2 separate regions of the Mus musculus genome follow, and region 2 is linked to region 1. Evidence: chromatin loops called from intact Hi-C (ENCODE). Cell type or tissue: gastrocnemius. All regions are shown on one strand.

Region 1 (8,000 bases):
TGAATGTAGCTCTTTCCCCTCACTTCACACCCATGTCTAAGGTTATATGAATAGGCGTTTTAGAGTAGTTGTTATTAAAGATTTATTTTACTTATATGAGTATGCTTTAGCTGTCTTCAGAGAGCATTAGATCCCATTACAGACGGTTGTGAGCCATCATGTGGTTTCTGGGATTTGAACTCAGGACCTCTGGAAGAGCAGCCAGTGCTCTTAACCGCTGAGCCATCGCTCCAGCCTGAGTAGTTGTTATTACAGTGCATGGGTTGCTTGTCCATGACTGCATACTTTGGTTCTGTTGCTGAGAAGTCTCCTTTTCAAGTGTGTGCATTATTTATAAATGATTTTTAATAATGTATCATCACCTATATTCTCAGCCAATGATCAATAAGAAAGAAACGTCTCTTAGCCGTCTTCCTTACAGAAGTGTCACTTTTGTTGTTTTGGTCTGGAGTAACTCAGGGTTGCAGCAGTCATCAATAAATGATGCTGATGTCATAAAAAGAAATCCGAGCTAACTAGAGATGGATGGGGGATGGGGAACTAGCTTTATCTGCCTTGAGAGTGTCTGATGTTTGGTGACTAACGTAACAGAAGAAGTGGTATCTCTCTGAATATGCTGTCAGACTGCAGCATGCTCTCTGGCTGCAGCTGAAACAGTGTGACTCATTCAATGTAACTGCAGTTAGGGCAACAAGAATTGTTTCCACTCTGTCTTACATGTCATGAAGCCTACTGTCCCATAGTAGTTGGTCACAAACTATTTGTTCAGTGAATGTATGATTGAATGAATAGATACAAACCAACATCCTATCAGCTCGTGAACAGTGGGCATAAGAAGTTATGAAGACCATGATGAAGTCCCTGAGACTGGCAAGAAGAGTTTATTGAGAGAACACAATTTGCTAACTTTATTTTTCTTTCCTTTTTATTACTTGCTGTGATTTGAATCTACAATGTCCATATTTCAGTCAGGGTTCCTTAGAGGGACAGAGTGGATAGAATGGACACACACACACACACACATAAAGGAAATTTATTGGAGTGGTTTACAGGCGAAGGTCTGGCTAGTCCAACAGGGACTGTCTCCTGATTGAAAGGCCAAGAATCTGCTAGTTCTTCAGTCCATGAGGCTGGACGTCTCAGCTGGTCTTCAGTCTACACTGGAATCTTAAGTAATTCTAGTTTCAGCAAAGGGATGCCTCAGCAGCAGGACAGATGAACTTGCCAACAAGAGTGAGGGCAGGCAGGCAAAGAGCAGAAGCTCCCCTCTTTCATGTCCTTTTATGTGGGCTGTTACCAGAAGGTGTGGTCTAGATCTAAGGTGGGTTTTCTGGCCTCAAATGATCCAATCAAGAAAATCTTTCACAGGCCCGACCAGCTGCTGGGTTTTAGGTCGTTCCAGATATAGTCACGTTGACAACTAAGATTAGCCATCACAGTCCCTAACAAGATCATGCGTTTAATCAGTTGGGAAGGTTGTAGAATACTTAGGAGGTGGCATTCTGCTGGGGGAAGTGGGTCACTGGGGGTGAGGGAGCTTAGACCTTACAGCCTTAAAGGCCTCCTAGTAGAGACTTCTGTTTGCTTCCTGATGGCAGGTATACTGTGACCCACTGTCTTGTGTACTTCTGCTGACATCCCTTGTCCACCTGGCAGACTGTAAATGCTCAAACTGTGAGGCAAAATAAACTCTTCCTCCTTCAAGTTGCTACTAAGTCTCCGGTCACAGTGTAGCAGTGAGAACAGAAACTACATTGCTAATGTTTATTCATTATATTTGTCATGTCTGGTCACAGCGCAGCAGTGAGAACAGTAAGTAACTCCATTATGAAATGTACTCATATTCATTGCATGCAGTGATGAAGCCATGATGCCAAGAAGTTTCACGAGGACACCTTCAGTCCTGTATCTTTCTCCGTCTCCAGAGGGTCTCCTTCCTCTTCCCAAATAGCCCCCTTCCTACTTTCATCTCATTTACAAAGGAGTCTGCTTTCTGCATGGCTGTGAACTTTATGTCATGTCTTTGCTATTGCTCTTGGGTAATTAGGAATTGGCTATGATGTGCTTATTTGAATAAACGGAGATAAAATGCCGTCTTCTCCATCTACGTTTTGAGAGCACGTTTTAGGCATCACCCTCACACCCTTGTAACCCCTGTCCCTTTCAGTAAATGTTCCCTTTTGGCAGTGCTCAAGAGAACTGGCTCCTGCTGGAGCTGTACCTCATTATCATAGCTTGCTACATTAACATTTTATCCCGTATCTTTATTTCTACTTTATTTTGACTTAATTTTTTTTAGAGACAGGGTCTTACTATGTAGCCATTGCTGACCTGGAACTCACTATGTAGACCAGGCTGGCTTTAAACTCACAGTGATCTGCTAGCAGCTGTCTTTCAAGTGCTGGAATTAAAAATGCACACCTCTCCACTTAGCTAGCTTAATGCTTTCAAAGATTTTCTTCCTTCCTTCCTTCCTTCCTTCCTTCCTTCCTTCCTTCCTTCCTTTCTTTCTTTCTTTCTTTCTTTCTTTCTTTCTTTCTTTCTTTCTTTCTTTCATGCATATGGCTACATTGTAGCTGTACAGATGGTTGTGAGTCTTCATGTGGCTGCTGGGAATTGAATTTAGGACCTCTGCTTGCTCTGGACGGCCCTGTTCACTCTGGTCAACCCTGCATGCTCCCGCCCAAAGATTTATTATTATAAATAAGTACACTGTAGTCAACTTCAGACACACCAGAAGAGGGTGTCAGATCTCATTACAGATGGTCATGAGCCACCATGTGGAGCAGTCAGTGGTCTTACCCGCTGAGCTATCTCGCCAGCCTTAATGCTTTCAATTTCTATATCCGTGTGTTTTCTTTTGCTTTCTTCTTTAACACTACAGTTGTCTTGGTTTTGTCTTATTTTGAGGAACTAGGTCTTATGTATCTTAGACTGGTCTCAAACTCTTTATGTAGCCAAGTGAGGGAGATCTTGAACTCCTGATTCTCATGCCTCTACTTTCCACATTCTGGGATTCCATGGGTACACACACACACACACACACACACACACACACACACACACACACACACACACACACACACACACCCCCCACCACACACACACACACACACACACACACACACACACACACAACACACACACCACACACCCCCATACACACTCGCACTATACACACCACACACACACACACACACACACACACACACACACCTTGGAGTTAGAAATAGAAGGAAGTAAGATGGCTTTCCTTACATTTATTCCAGGGTTAATCTCTCCTGTAAAGACTTTAAGAATTATATCAATATATATCAATATAACAATATCTACATCTGCCTGTTTGTCGGTCTATCTATCAGGTGGGCCTGGAGCTCACTATGTAGCCCAACCTGGTGTAGTGGTGGCACAGATTTGAGGGCAGCCTATGCTACATAGTAGGACCCTATCTCCCCAACTGCTCTTTCCTCACAAAGGCTTTGAACTATTGAGGTTGCTAAAAGTTTTAAAAATGACGGTACTTTGACTTGAACCTTAATTTTAAAAATATTTTATGTGTACATGTACATGGCTGAGTGTATGTCTGTGCACCACACGAGTGCAGGAGCCTGCAGAGGTCAGAAGTACATCTGCAGTGGGATCTCTTGGATCTGGAGTTATAACAAGCTGATGTGTGTGTGCTAGGAACTGAAATGTGGGTCCTCTGCAGGAAAATTAAGTGTTCTTAACCTCTAAGCCAGCTCTCTGACCTTGGACCTTAATTCTAGCTATTCCTAACCTATTTGAACAATGAAAAGGAAAACAAATGCAATTCTACAATTTTAAAACAAGAGGAGAGAGGTAGAAAGTTTACTCTTGGTGAACAATTTTTTTTTCTGTGTATTTCATGTAAGACAACACTGCCAGTCCTAACTGTAACTAGCACATTACACTTGAGCTGTTGGGTTAGGTGATGGACTAGATGAATGTTACAAATGGAAGTAAGGAAGTTCTTCCTGCTTCATTCCAGGATTAACTTCTCATTTAAAGGTTTTAAAAATTGTATATATATATATATATATATAATATATTGTATGGTATAATGTAAAAATATATACACATATACACATACACACACATACACCATATATACATCATATACACATATATACCTCATATATAAATTATATATACACACATATACACACATATACACATACACATACATATATATGAGACAGTCTCACATTGTAGCACAGGCTGGTCTGGAACTCACTAGGTAGTTCCAGGCTGGCTCAGTGGTACCACGAGTTTGAGACGAGCCTGTGCTACAGAGCAAGGCTCCGTCTCCCCACCTGTTCCCTCTCCATAAATGCATTGCTCACCTCTGGGGCTTGTCTGCTGAGCAGGGGCCTCTCTCTGTGTGACCTCTTCTCTGTGTGGTCTCTTTAATACTGTAGCCTGACTTCTTCCTTGTCAGCTAGGAGAGTCTACGCTTGATCTTAGCCAAGAGGCCAAGCAGTTAGCTAAGGGATTTTAGAAACTGAAAACTAGCCTCCTTCTTTAGGCTTGGGCCGAGAAGAACGTAACTTTTGCAGAATTCTATTGGACAGTGTGCGTCATGAAGGCAGCCCAGATTTCCTATGAGAGAATGGATTTGAAATTTGTGGTCTAAGAACTAAACATGTTTGTTATGACTTAATCCTTCCTAGTTTGGGTAGCTATGAACATGTGTTGCTATGCAAACAGTTGTCCATAAGAGGTCAGTCACAGACCTTGAGAAAAGCTGGAGAATGGTCCTCTTGAATTAACCTGCTAAGGCTTTGCTATGCCTGGCGTGGTGCTAGAAGTGGATGCTAGGGATCCACCCCATAATCAGCTTCCAAACGCTGACACCATTGCATACACTAGCAAGATTTTGTTGAAAGGACCCAGATGTAGCTGTCTCTTGTGAGACTATGCCGGGGCCTAGCAAACACAGAAGTGGATGCTCACAGTCAGCTATTGGAGGGATCACAGGGCCCCCAATGGAGGAGCTAGAGAAAGTACCCAAGGAGCTAAAGGGATCTGCAACCCTATAGGTGGAACAACATTATGAACTAACCAGTACCCCGGAGCTCTTGACTCTAGCTGCATATGTATCAAAAGATGGCCTAGTCGGCCATCACTGGAAAGAGAGGCCCATTGGACACACAAACTGTATATGCCCCAGTACAGGGGAACGCCAGGGCCAAAAAAATGGGAATGGGTGGGTAGGGAAGTGGGCGGGAGGGTATGGGGGACTTTTGGGGTAGCATTGGAAATGTAATTGAGGAAAATATGTAATAAAAAATATTAAAAAAAAAAAAAGAAGTGGATGCTATAAGATCCAGAACAGCAGGACCTCTTGGGAAACTGTTTGCCTGGTTGGGGAAAAGTGAGCCCTGCTGGGTAGGGTAGCCATCCTGGTTTTCCTCATTTTGGGGTAAGGTAAAGGCTAGAAAGTAAGATGAAGCATCAAAAATGGGGCACTCGGCTGCGTGAGAAGGCAGCTCCCCCTATCTAGGACTGAACCCTTTGAAGAGACAATAGATCCAAAGGCTTGAAGTCAGGCACGATGCAAAGTCTGGTGGTCTCTCTGATAACTGCAGGCTGATGTTTAAGCTACCTTCACGGATATCTTCATGACATACACTGTCCAATAGAAGTCGGCAAAAGTCACGTTCTTCCAGCTCGAGGCCCAAACCTCAAGAAGGCATCAGGGTTTTAGTTTCAAAAACTCTCTCAGGTAATTGCTCAGCCTCTTGGCTACGGCCAAGTGTAGACTCTCCCAGCTAACAAGGAGGAAACCAGGCTACAGTTTTAAAGCTGGGAACCCTAGGTCTGGGTTTTCAAGGTTTGTGTGGTTAAACACCTCATGTTAGGAATCAGTCTCTCGAAAAGCTTGGTCAAACATGCTAGTGTGGCTTTAGCTCATCTTCCCTGAAGATAAGGAGAGAGGCCATGGCTGGTTGAGGTGATGCAGCACCAGGGATGACAATAGTAACCTGCAGGGTGGCACTTTGTGTCACTTCCAAGAGGCACATGAGTTGTTCTGGGTGGCTTTAAGGTGATGGCCACTCACAATAACTAAGGGTGCAGTAGTGACAGACACACCTTGGTGATCACCAACGAACGGCTCTCTAATTGGACTTAAGACTCAGTCAACAAGAAGGAAACCATTTCTGGTACTGGAAACCAGGCTAACACTCAGTGCCAGTGAAGTCATAGTTACTGGAGGAGAATCTACAACCACTAATTTACTAAATGAGCATCATCAAGTAACGACAATCTATAAACACTTGTCCTTACATCACAGATAAGTGTAGTCCTCGCCTCTCAACAAGGCAACTCTGTTGAGACATTTCCAGAGACCATTACAGAAAACCATAATTAATCAAAACACAGAGCTGTGGGGCCCAGTCCCAATGGATATATCTACAATACAGCCCTCCAACTAAGGCTCAGGGAAGCTTTCAGAGCAGAGACTGAAACGACTAACTGTAACGGCCAGGGGATCAGGAAGTTTGCTGTGAGACTTGTCTTCTAGTAATCTCAGAAGCTACTCCCAGAAAGTCTCACCACAGGACTGGGCGAATGGGAGCTGAAGAAGGACACCAAAGGACACGCCTCACTGGATGGGGAAAAGCCCACAAGGCCTTGCCCCTATAGGCAAGTGGGAAAGCTGGGATCAGGAGAGGTGGTCTCTCACAGGGAAGAGCACATACATGCACACACACAACACATGCAAACATACATATATGCGTGTGATAACAATTAGTGAAAAAAGGATCCCAGGAATTGGAGGAGAGCTGGGAAGAGCATATGGGAGCATGTGAAGGGAAGAACGAGAAGGAAGAAATGTTGCAATTATATATAATTTAAAAAAAAGAGAGAGAACACTATAGGGCTGGAGGGATGGCTCAGCGGTTAAGAGCACTGGCTGCTCTTCCAGAGGTTCTGAGTTCAAATCCCAGCAACCACATGGTGGCTCCTAACCATCTGTAATGGGATCTGATGCCCTCTTCTGGTGTGTCTGGAAAGCAGCTACAGTATATATATACACACACACACACACATATATTACATATATGTATATATGTGTGTGTGTGTTATAAATCATTTTTTAAAACACTATAAAAATACCTGTGCTGAGAAGGGAGTTTCCAGGGACAAGGCGACCAAACTGAAGACTAGCTTACATGATTTGGCGATGGGGTGGAAAAATGGAGTTAACTGAGTTTCTGGACGGAGAAGATTTTGTGCCATGCATTTAGTTTGTAGGATGTGTAAGATCCATATTACACCAAACGATGACCGCTGTATATAAATAGAGGACGTCGTAGGCACCCAGTGCCACAGACCCCATGTCTTCTTGCTGTAGGTTCTTCTTTCACTCACTCCCTCTCAGATCGTGGTCAGCTGATGAGGCAGCCTCTGAAGCCCAGCATCGATTGTACTCCTGTCTTCACACAAAGCAGTCGATTCTGTTCTTTTCCCGTGTTGGCCTGAGTCTCATAATCACAACCAGTGCAGAAAACTTCCTTAACTAGCAGGGAAATCGTGAGGATTTCACAGGAACCATTCTAGGAGGAGAGACGAAGGCGCAGGTGGGTGAGGATGGTGCCTGTGCGCCGTTGGCAACGCTTTGTGGACTTGCAGTTTCACTAGGCATGGCCTCAGCGGCAGAGGTCCAGCACCGCTCATCTGCATGGCCTCCGCCCGCACGCGGCTCTTTTCAGTGATTTGAAACATGAGTGCGATCGCCAGATCTGTGTTTATTGGGCTGACTACCGGCTTTCTCCTCTTGGCAGCAAGTGATCGGAGAGGCTTACGGATGAGGTCAAGTTTCTCTTTCTCGAATAAATATTTAAAATCCTAAGAGGTGGAGACGTTGCAGATAGGAATGATCTAATTCAACTTTCTGCATGCCCTCGCAGGTGCACAGGGTCAACACCCAGGAAGAGCAGGCTCCGTGGCTCTAGCTGCACAGTAGAAAAACA
Region 2 (8,000 bases), 77 kb after region 1:
CACGGCATTTTTTTCTTGCTTGGGAAAATACAAAAATATTTACAGAGTCAATTGCTTGCAGGCAGTTCACAATGAACACAAGAAAAATGCAGGCAAAGAAAACTGGAAGATGTCCTAAGCAGTGATTCACCTGGATTATCAATGTAGCTCACAGTTGGTGGCATGCTTGTCCAAAATGCATGCAACCCTGGGTACACTCTCAGGAGGCACACATGGGCAAGGGTGCAGATACATGCACACACACACACATACACACACACACACACACACACACACACACACACAGATGGGGGGGAGGTAGGCTCAGAAATTCAAAGTCTTTACCAACTATATAGCAAGTTTGAGACCCTGTCTTAGGGGGGAAATCCACCTGCTTCAGCCCTGTGGCCAACTGGAGTAGGTTTATGGTAGCAAATTGCTTTCTCTCTTGATTGGATATTAGTGGCGCTACAGAGAAGTCATAATTCTGGGAGAGGGAGAAGATGTTTAAATAGGGAGGTAGCCAAGGTTCATAGCACTTCGTATGAGCTCGTTAATGTAAGTAGATATGTCCAAAGCAAAGGACTACAGGCTCACAGGACATAAAGCTGAGCCTGTGACACAAAGGTCAGCCCAGGCTTTGGAACGGATTTAGAAAAAAAGCCAGCTGGTTTTCATTTAACCTCTCGAAAGGGCTTGTGCAATGACTTCCCCAAGCACAGAACTAAAACACAATGACAGGACACACTGCTCTTCGAGGTGTTTCACAAGATGTGAACAACCGCAGCAGTTAACTCTGGTGTTAAGATTGAAGTTGACAGGGCTTCAAAGTAGTTGTTAGTTCTTTGTATCTGATATTGGTTAGGCTAAGTTCAGAGAAACTTCTCAATGGCTACTTTATTTCCTTACTGGAGACAGTTGAGGACCTTTACAAGGTCACCATTACCAGGGCCGCTTGATTCTTACAGTAAGACAGAAAGAAACAAAGCAACAGCAAACATTTGCCTACCAGGGAGGGCTGAAATAATCGCGCCTGAGCTCTGCAGGGCAGTAACAAAAAACTGACGGTAGTGCTCTTGCGTCCCCATAGCTAGAAGCCAAGTGTGCTTGTTTAGTGTACCTTGGAAAGCTAGATGCTGTCCAAAGACCCTCCCACAGTCTCCTTAGCAGCCAACCAAGGCCAGCGGTCCTCTACCAACTCACCCTACCAGTCCTTTAAAATAAACCAGGACCTCCCCCACACAACCCCACTCAGTTTGGTAACAGAAAGCCACAGAAAACTAATAAAATAAAATGCACTTGATCCCACGTAGCGACATTAGCAACCCATGAGTTATACACCAGCAGTTACAAAAAACCCGGGGAAGCGTGTACGCCCGTCTGAGTCACGTTCCTGCAGTGGGCTATTTCTGAAGGCCTGAGGATTCCACCGGGCATCAACAAAGGTCCTGGTGGAAGAATCAGCAGGACTGTATTAAATGGAATGGGCAAGAAGCAACACCAGAGGCAGCCGTTACCCCTGCTATGTTTCAGTTGACAGCTCGAATGGTGGTGGTGGCCTTGGTGGACAGCATAGGCTGGGATTAGTGTCTAATTAGAGATGCACCCTTTGAAAACGGAGACAAGCCCCTCCCTGCCCTCATGCTGATAAGTTTCTCCCACTAAACTGAAGATAGACTGCCTTACTGTAAGGGGGCTAGCAGACCACGGGCCTGGAACCAACACTCAGTATTTCCGCTCTAGAGTTCTGGCCATTGTTGGAAATCGTGGAATCTTTGGGTCCTCTGCCTCAATGTCCCTGACTGTGAGATGACTTTCAAAAGAGTATGTGTCATAGAAGGACGGGGAGGGGAAATGCGTGCTAACAGGAAAGGTATTTCTTTCCTTGTTTCCTTCCTTCCTTCCTTCCTTCCTTCCTTCCTTCCTTCTTTCTTTTTCTAAAAGATTTATTTATTATATGTAAGTACACTGTAGCTGTCTTCAAACACATCAGAATAGGGTATCAGATCTCATTACAGATGGTTGTGAGCCACCATGTGTGGTTGCTGGGAATTGAACTCAGGACCTCTGGAAGAGCAGTCAATGCTCTTACCCGCTGAGCCATCTCTCCAGCCCAGGAAAGGTATTTCTAACCAGATGGGCCACAGCCTTGGTGCAGAGTCGGGGATCCTTGGTACAAATTTTAAGTAGAGGGACATCTAGTTCCCTGAAAATGATTTGCTGGTGACTTGGCAAATGCTTTGAGGCCCAGTCCCACGTAGTTGAAAAGTTCCTCCTGTCTGAAACCTCTTCAAGGGAACTAGAGGAGAGGTAAGAAGCATTGACTTAGGAAGTAGGAGGTATAAGCCACAGATGAGAAGGTGGTTAGCTCTGAGCACACTATCCAGATAGTTCACCCCCAGGCACAAACCACATCAAAACCCGCTCGGGACTCTGCGATTGTTAATGCAACAAGCCAGGGTGATTCCCACACTACTGCTTGGCTAAGCCTGGACAGAATCTACAGCCAAGAATATCTTGAAGACCAACCGTCTTTACCTCCTAGTTTTCAACAGGAAGCATAGGAGGAGGGAACACACCTGGTAGTTTTCTTAGCCCCAAGTCTGAAGCTATATTGGTGTGGCGCAGCAGGAAGGTTGTTGCTGCGATATGCTGACAACATTTGTTGCTGGAGAACTGGAAGCTGGAGGTGGACCTATTTTTCTGGGCTGAAGTCTGAGGTTCTAAATGATAGTTGATTTTGATCCTGATTAATTGGGTAGGTTTTGAAAGGTATCTCACACACATACAGGAGACCGCAGTGAGGTAGGTAGGCTCTTGGGATGGAGGCTTGGCATTTGGGGTTCAGCTGCCTTCCGCATGCTCATGGCTCAGCCTTCTCCACGCTACCACCCAGCCGTAAATCATAAATCATTATCGCTGTGTTTCCATTTCCGTCTCAGTACAAGTACATTGGAAAGATCTTTAAAGTATCATCCAAAAATTTTATAGCCGTTATTTGCGACTAAGCTGGCAATTTAATTTTCCCTCTGTGATTTTAATGTCCTTCACATTTTCTGCAGTACGTGCTATTTTTTAATCAGGGGGAAAAAAAAGAGTAAATATCCATTGGTAGTATTGTTTGTAAGTGCGGTCTCTTTTTCCCCAACTTGTGCAGTGAGCGTCTTTCCCCAAAGTGTGCGTTGCCCTGCGCTCCCTGGCAAGGCCCCCACGTGCTAGCCCGCGGCGGAGGCGGAGTGTGGCGGCCCGGGAGGCGTGCCCACGGCGACGGGAGCCCAGCCCCGCGAGTGTCCTCAGTCCCTAGGGCAGCTCCGGATCTCCGGAGGCAGCACTTGAGGCGCTTCCTCAGTATACTGTCCCCTCGGAGTGTCAGGCGGGAGGCGTCTTCTTCCTCCTCTCCATCCTTAGTCAGGTTGGGGACGGTCCCGGGGAAGGAGGGTTCCCCCCAAACTCCGCAGCCAGCGGCGCGGGGCGCCTCGGTGGAACGGCGGGAGGGGGCAGGCGGACCTCGCTCACCCGGGCCATCTGGTTCCCCTGCAGACGCGCACGGACCATGTCGGCGCAGACCGCGAGCGGCCCCACGGAGGACCAGGTGGAGATCCTGGAGTACAACTTCAACAAGGTCAACAAGCACCCGGACCCCACCACGCTGTGCCTCATCGCAGCCGAGGCGGGTCTCACGGAGGAGCAGACGCAGGTGAGTCCCCAAGCCTATGTATCCTCCGGGACTGGCGGGTTCCCGCGGCTGCCGCGGGCCTCCATCATATGTATCTCAGTCCCCAAATCATTCCGCAGTTCCCCGGGCGCCCAGCCCCTATCCACCCTACCCTGTCTCAACACCATCCTCTTTTTGGGTTTCCACTGCCTTCCAGATCCGGCCCCTTGCTTTCTCCTCCTGTAGTGGGAGCATCTCGCCTGCTTTCCTTTCGGTTTCCAAGCTCAGTAACTCTTCCCGCTGTGCTGGAAAGCTTCGGGAAGGTTTATTCTCATCAGGGTTGTCATGGTTTAAAGGGACGTTAGCGATCAGCTATAAGGTTGGTCTTCCGGTTTGTCAGAAGACAAAACTAAGGCGGGGGAGGGGGGTGGGGGCGGGCGGGAGGGAAGGGTACTGTCGTGGGGATAGGGATGGAGGACCTGACCTGCCAGGTTGCTCTTCCCGCCACATCACCACATCTCTGTGCTGCACCTAACAGGCACACTGCCATACTTCGGTTCAGGTTTTGTTGCTGTTTTTATTAATCCCCTGACTCTGAGCTTCAGGTTCAGCTTTAGAGTCTTTCTCTGGAATTTACCAAGAAGTAGCCCTCTGTTGCTATGGCCGCAGCACACGACCCCCTTGCATGATGATAATTTGTCTGTTCATAAAAGGCTTCCTCGCTATCCCATTATCCCCAAAATTTGCTTAGGGTAGAGATCGCAGTACCACCTGGCACAGTGTTGGAGCCTTTAGGCAACTCTCTCTCCAGTCCAATCTACCCTCTAACTTCTTTCTTATTCCCTTTGGTCGTGGAAAGATGATTTGCCACGTATGATAAACCATTTGGGAGTTGGTCCTGTTTCTCTCAAAGCATTTCACGCCTTTCAATTTTCCTCTGAGCTGGGATATTCTTATCCCTTCAGTTAATAGACTGGAGAAGGAGGGGCTTTGTCCTCTCTTCACCCTGCTCAGTTAAAGCTTAAAACCCTGTAATAGTGCTCCCTGGGCTATTAAAACCAGAATCCTGGGGGGCTGGTGAGATGGCTCAGTGGGTAAGAGCACCTGACTGCTCTTCCAAAGGTCCAGTGTTCAAGTCCCAGCAACCACATGGTGGCTTACAACCATCTGTAACAAGATCTGACGCCCTCTTCTGGTGTGTCTGAAGACAGCTACAGTGTACTTACATATAATAAATAAATAAAAAAAAAAAAAAAAAAAAAAAAAAACCAGAATCCTGAGCCCTAAGTCCTAGATGATCCTTGCTAAGCCGAGACAACTTGGAGAATTTATCCATGGGTAATCCTCCCGGTCCCGGATCAAATAGAAAGGCTATTTAACCAGAATCAGAACCCAATAGAAGATGATTTATTGTAACCCAAGTCTAAAAGCTCGTGTTTCTTGCAACTCATCAAAAGGCAAGCTGTTCTAGTCTTAGCATTAAAAGACCGTGCTATATTTAATGATGTAGATAGAGATGTCTCATGTTTTAAGAACTAGGCTGTTGGATATTATGGATGCAGTACCATCTAGGGAATCTAACCCTGACTTGGTCTCCAAGACTCTTCTGTCTGTAGAGCAGAATGGTCATGTTGCCTCTGTTGCATGGTGTTGGAGATCCAGGCTAGGGTCTCGAGCATGTTGAGCCCATTCTGCCACTGAGTGTGCCACCGGCCCCATGCTGACCTTTGGAGTGATAGATATCTGCCATATATTGTCTCAGATACTTGCTGAATCTTTGCTCATTTTGCCACTCCCTTAAGAGAGAAAGCACCATCAGAACAGAGAGCTCAAGTTACTGAAACTGCAGCCAGGGCACAGCCTGCCTCCGTATTGGAGACTCTAGGCCTCTCTCCCGTTCTCTATCCTCCCCTCTATCCGTTCCTCCGGAGGAAGGCTGGAAACAACTGTATAGGGTGGTAGGGGAAGGAAGGGCAGAAAGATCAGTTTACCCATGCATCAAGCTATGGTTATTCCAGGCTATTGCTAATCCTTTCTCTGGACTCACCTGCTGTTAGAGAATTGAAATGTAACTCAGCAGGGCCGGAAGAAAGGGCATCTGCCTTTCAGGGGTCAAGATCAACCAGTGCAGAAACCCACACGATGGGGGTATCTGCCATCCTCAAATGAACAAGCCCGGCGAGAGTGGGTGTGGGTGAGTCAGCCCCATGGGAGGGCCTGGCTTCCTCTTCCTGCCCTAGGCCAACACCTTCTTCCTCCAGAGGCCTGCTGCAGCCCAACGTACCCTCACCTCCCTGTCTAGACCTGCAGGAAAGTATCTGGAACCCAGAGCTCAGAGGCTCAGCATAGCAAGTCTCAGGAAGGAGGCTTCTGCTTGCCCTGCCATTTCTTGCTGGACGGAGTCCCATCTCCCTATCCTTCTTAACTCCAAGCACTGCCTTCACGTGTGTGACTCCGTAATCTACTCTAACATTTACATTTTAAAAAGATGTCTTCTACAAAAAAAAAAAAGTCCTGCTGATATAAAAAGTCCAGCAATGAGATTGCAAGACAGTTGCTTTCATCTGTAGTAGGTCTTTAAGGATGTTTAATAGAACTCTGTGGAGGCTGAGTTCTTACCTATCTGTGATGTCTACTGTCAGCACAGGCCCCGCCTCTCTTCCTTACTAGTGTGGTCCCTCTTCCAGCCAAAATGATGACATATTTATCACATATGCCAGAATCCCTTTTCCATCCTGACACCAGCCACCTCCAGAGATAGAGCCTTGCCTCCTCCCCTTCTTAGAGAGTGAGACAGACAGGGTCATCCTATGTAGCCCGAGCTGGCATGAACTGACAACTCCTCTGCCTCTGCCTGCTGTCTGGTGAGATTACAGGCAGATATCACAACACCCTGCATCATATTCTTTCCCTAAAACAAGTATTGTGTTACTAAAAGAGATTCGCACTACCCACACTTGAGAGATAGTTACTAATTCACACTGTTCACACTGTGGCAAAGGTGAGAAAGACTGGGGGGGTGGGGGGCAGAAGCTTCCTGGCAGGGGACCTCCTTTTCCTTTTCTCCCTTACTGTCCATGAAATAGGTAACATACCAACATCCTAGTAAGATTTGAGGGAGGTGCATCTCAGAAATTGGTGTGAAAAACCAGGCATCCTGTTTATAAGTCACAGACGAATCTGTAGAACTCCTTGTAATAATCAGTCCTCCTACTGAGCTAAAGTCTTTGCTATGGGGAGGCACCTGCAGGAACTCAGTGCAGGAAGAGAACTTGACTGTATTTTGATTTGGGGACAAAGGAGCTTCTCTTATCTCTAGTATTCTGTATCTCTCCTATATTTAATTTAAGTGAAATCCTACAGAATCCCACTCCCTGTGACCTTTACTGCCTGGAAGTCAATGTAAAGAGTAAGGGAGGCTGGGAACACTCCCTTCTTTTCACCCTGAGAGGCTGGGATAATACAGTCTTCCTCTAACAATCTCTTCCTCTTCCTCTTCCTCTTCCTCTTCCTCTTCCTCTTCTTCTTCCTCTTCTTCTTCTTCTTCTTCTTCTTCTTCTTCTTCTTCTTCTTCTTCTTCTTCTTCTTCCTTCTCCTTCTCCTCCTCCTCCTCCTCCTCCTGCTCCTCCTCCTCCTCCTCCTCCTCCTCCTCCTCCTCCTCCTTCATTTTATGTATGTGAGTATACCATTGCTCTCTTCAGACACACCAGAAGAGGGCATCAGACCCCATTGCAGATGGTTGTGAGCCACCATGTGGTTGCTGGGAATTGAACTCAGTATGTCTGGAAGAGCAGTCAGGGCTCTTAATCACTGAGCCATCTCTTCAGCCCTACAGTTTTCTTCATATACACAAGTTTTCTTCATATACACAACAAGTTTTCTTCATGTACACAACTCGAGCATACACACGCACACGCACATGCACACACACACATACACACACACAAGTACAGTGTAGCTGGCATTGGTTCTTGAAGAGGTTCCCAGTATTTTTATCTCTTTCTGGTGTTCTGGACTTGTTCCCAGAATACAGTGTTTTCAGTTGTTGGATGTTTTATCAGTGGGATAAGATCCTCTAAAGGTCTCCTTCTGAAAAGAATGAAATGCTAGTTGTTAAGAGAAAAGGATAAGAACAATGTTGTTTTGCCCCGACCCCTCCCTACCCCAGTGCCCAATTATCGTGTGTTCACTCAGAGTAAATAGGTCTCCATCAATGAGCAGAAGTAATGAGAGCTCCCATTCATGAGCAAGCCAGGATGAATGTCTTTCCCAGGGGGTGGCAGCAACAAAGCAGGGAGAGAGACAAACAAAGCCAGGTGGAAAATTAGTATTTATGTGAGTCAGAAGCTACAAGATCCAGGGCTAG

Evidence for each region. Hi-C counts contacts between places; a loop is a spot of excess contacts. Peaks named below come from ENCODE experiments on the same cell type or tissue, not always from the same donor. Only the 100,000 strongest peaks of a DNase experiment are listed, where the experiment ranks them.
Region 2: it touches region 1 in a loop (5-fold over the local background); 24 of 42 quality-filtered maps call a loop at or near these places.

What each region holds. Positions count from the first base shown.
Region 1 is chr5:77,167,551-77,175,550 of GRCm38, reverse strand. No RefSeq gene overlaps it. Among named protein-coding and RNA genes, the nearest start is that of Gm34598, 12 kb to the right of the region's middle. In gastrocnemius, a CTCF peak has its summit at 4,721; a DNase peak (open chromatin) is centred at 4,784; H3K4me3 peaks cover 461 bases; H3K27ac peaks cover 404 bases.
Region 2 is chr5:77,090,542-77,098,541 of GRCm38, reverse strand. Hopx (HOP homeobox) reads left to right here and starts at 3,275. Exons shown (of 3, transcript NM_001159900.1): 1 at 3,275-3,391; 2 at 3,520-3,676. The coding sequence starts at 3,533. It overlaps LOC115490297 (a small nucleolar RNA gene), which reads right to left and starts at 6,814; the gene lies at 6,711-6,814. In gastrocnemius, no CTCF peak of the experiment used is centred here; DNase peaks (open chromatin) are centred at 3,262, 3,498 and 5,842; H3K4me3 peaks cover 2,892 bases; H3K27ac peaks cover 2,021 bases.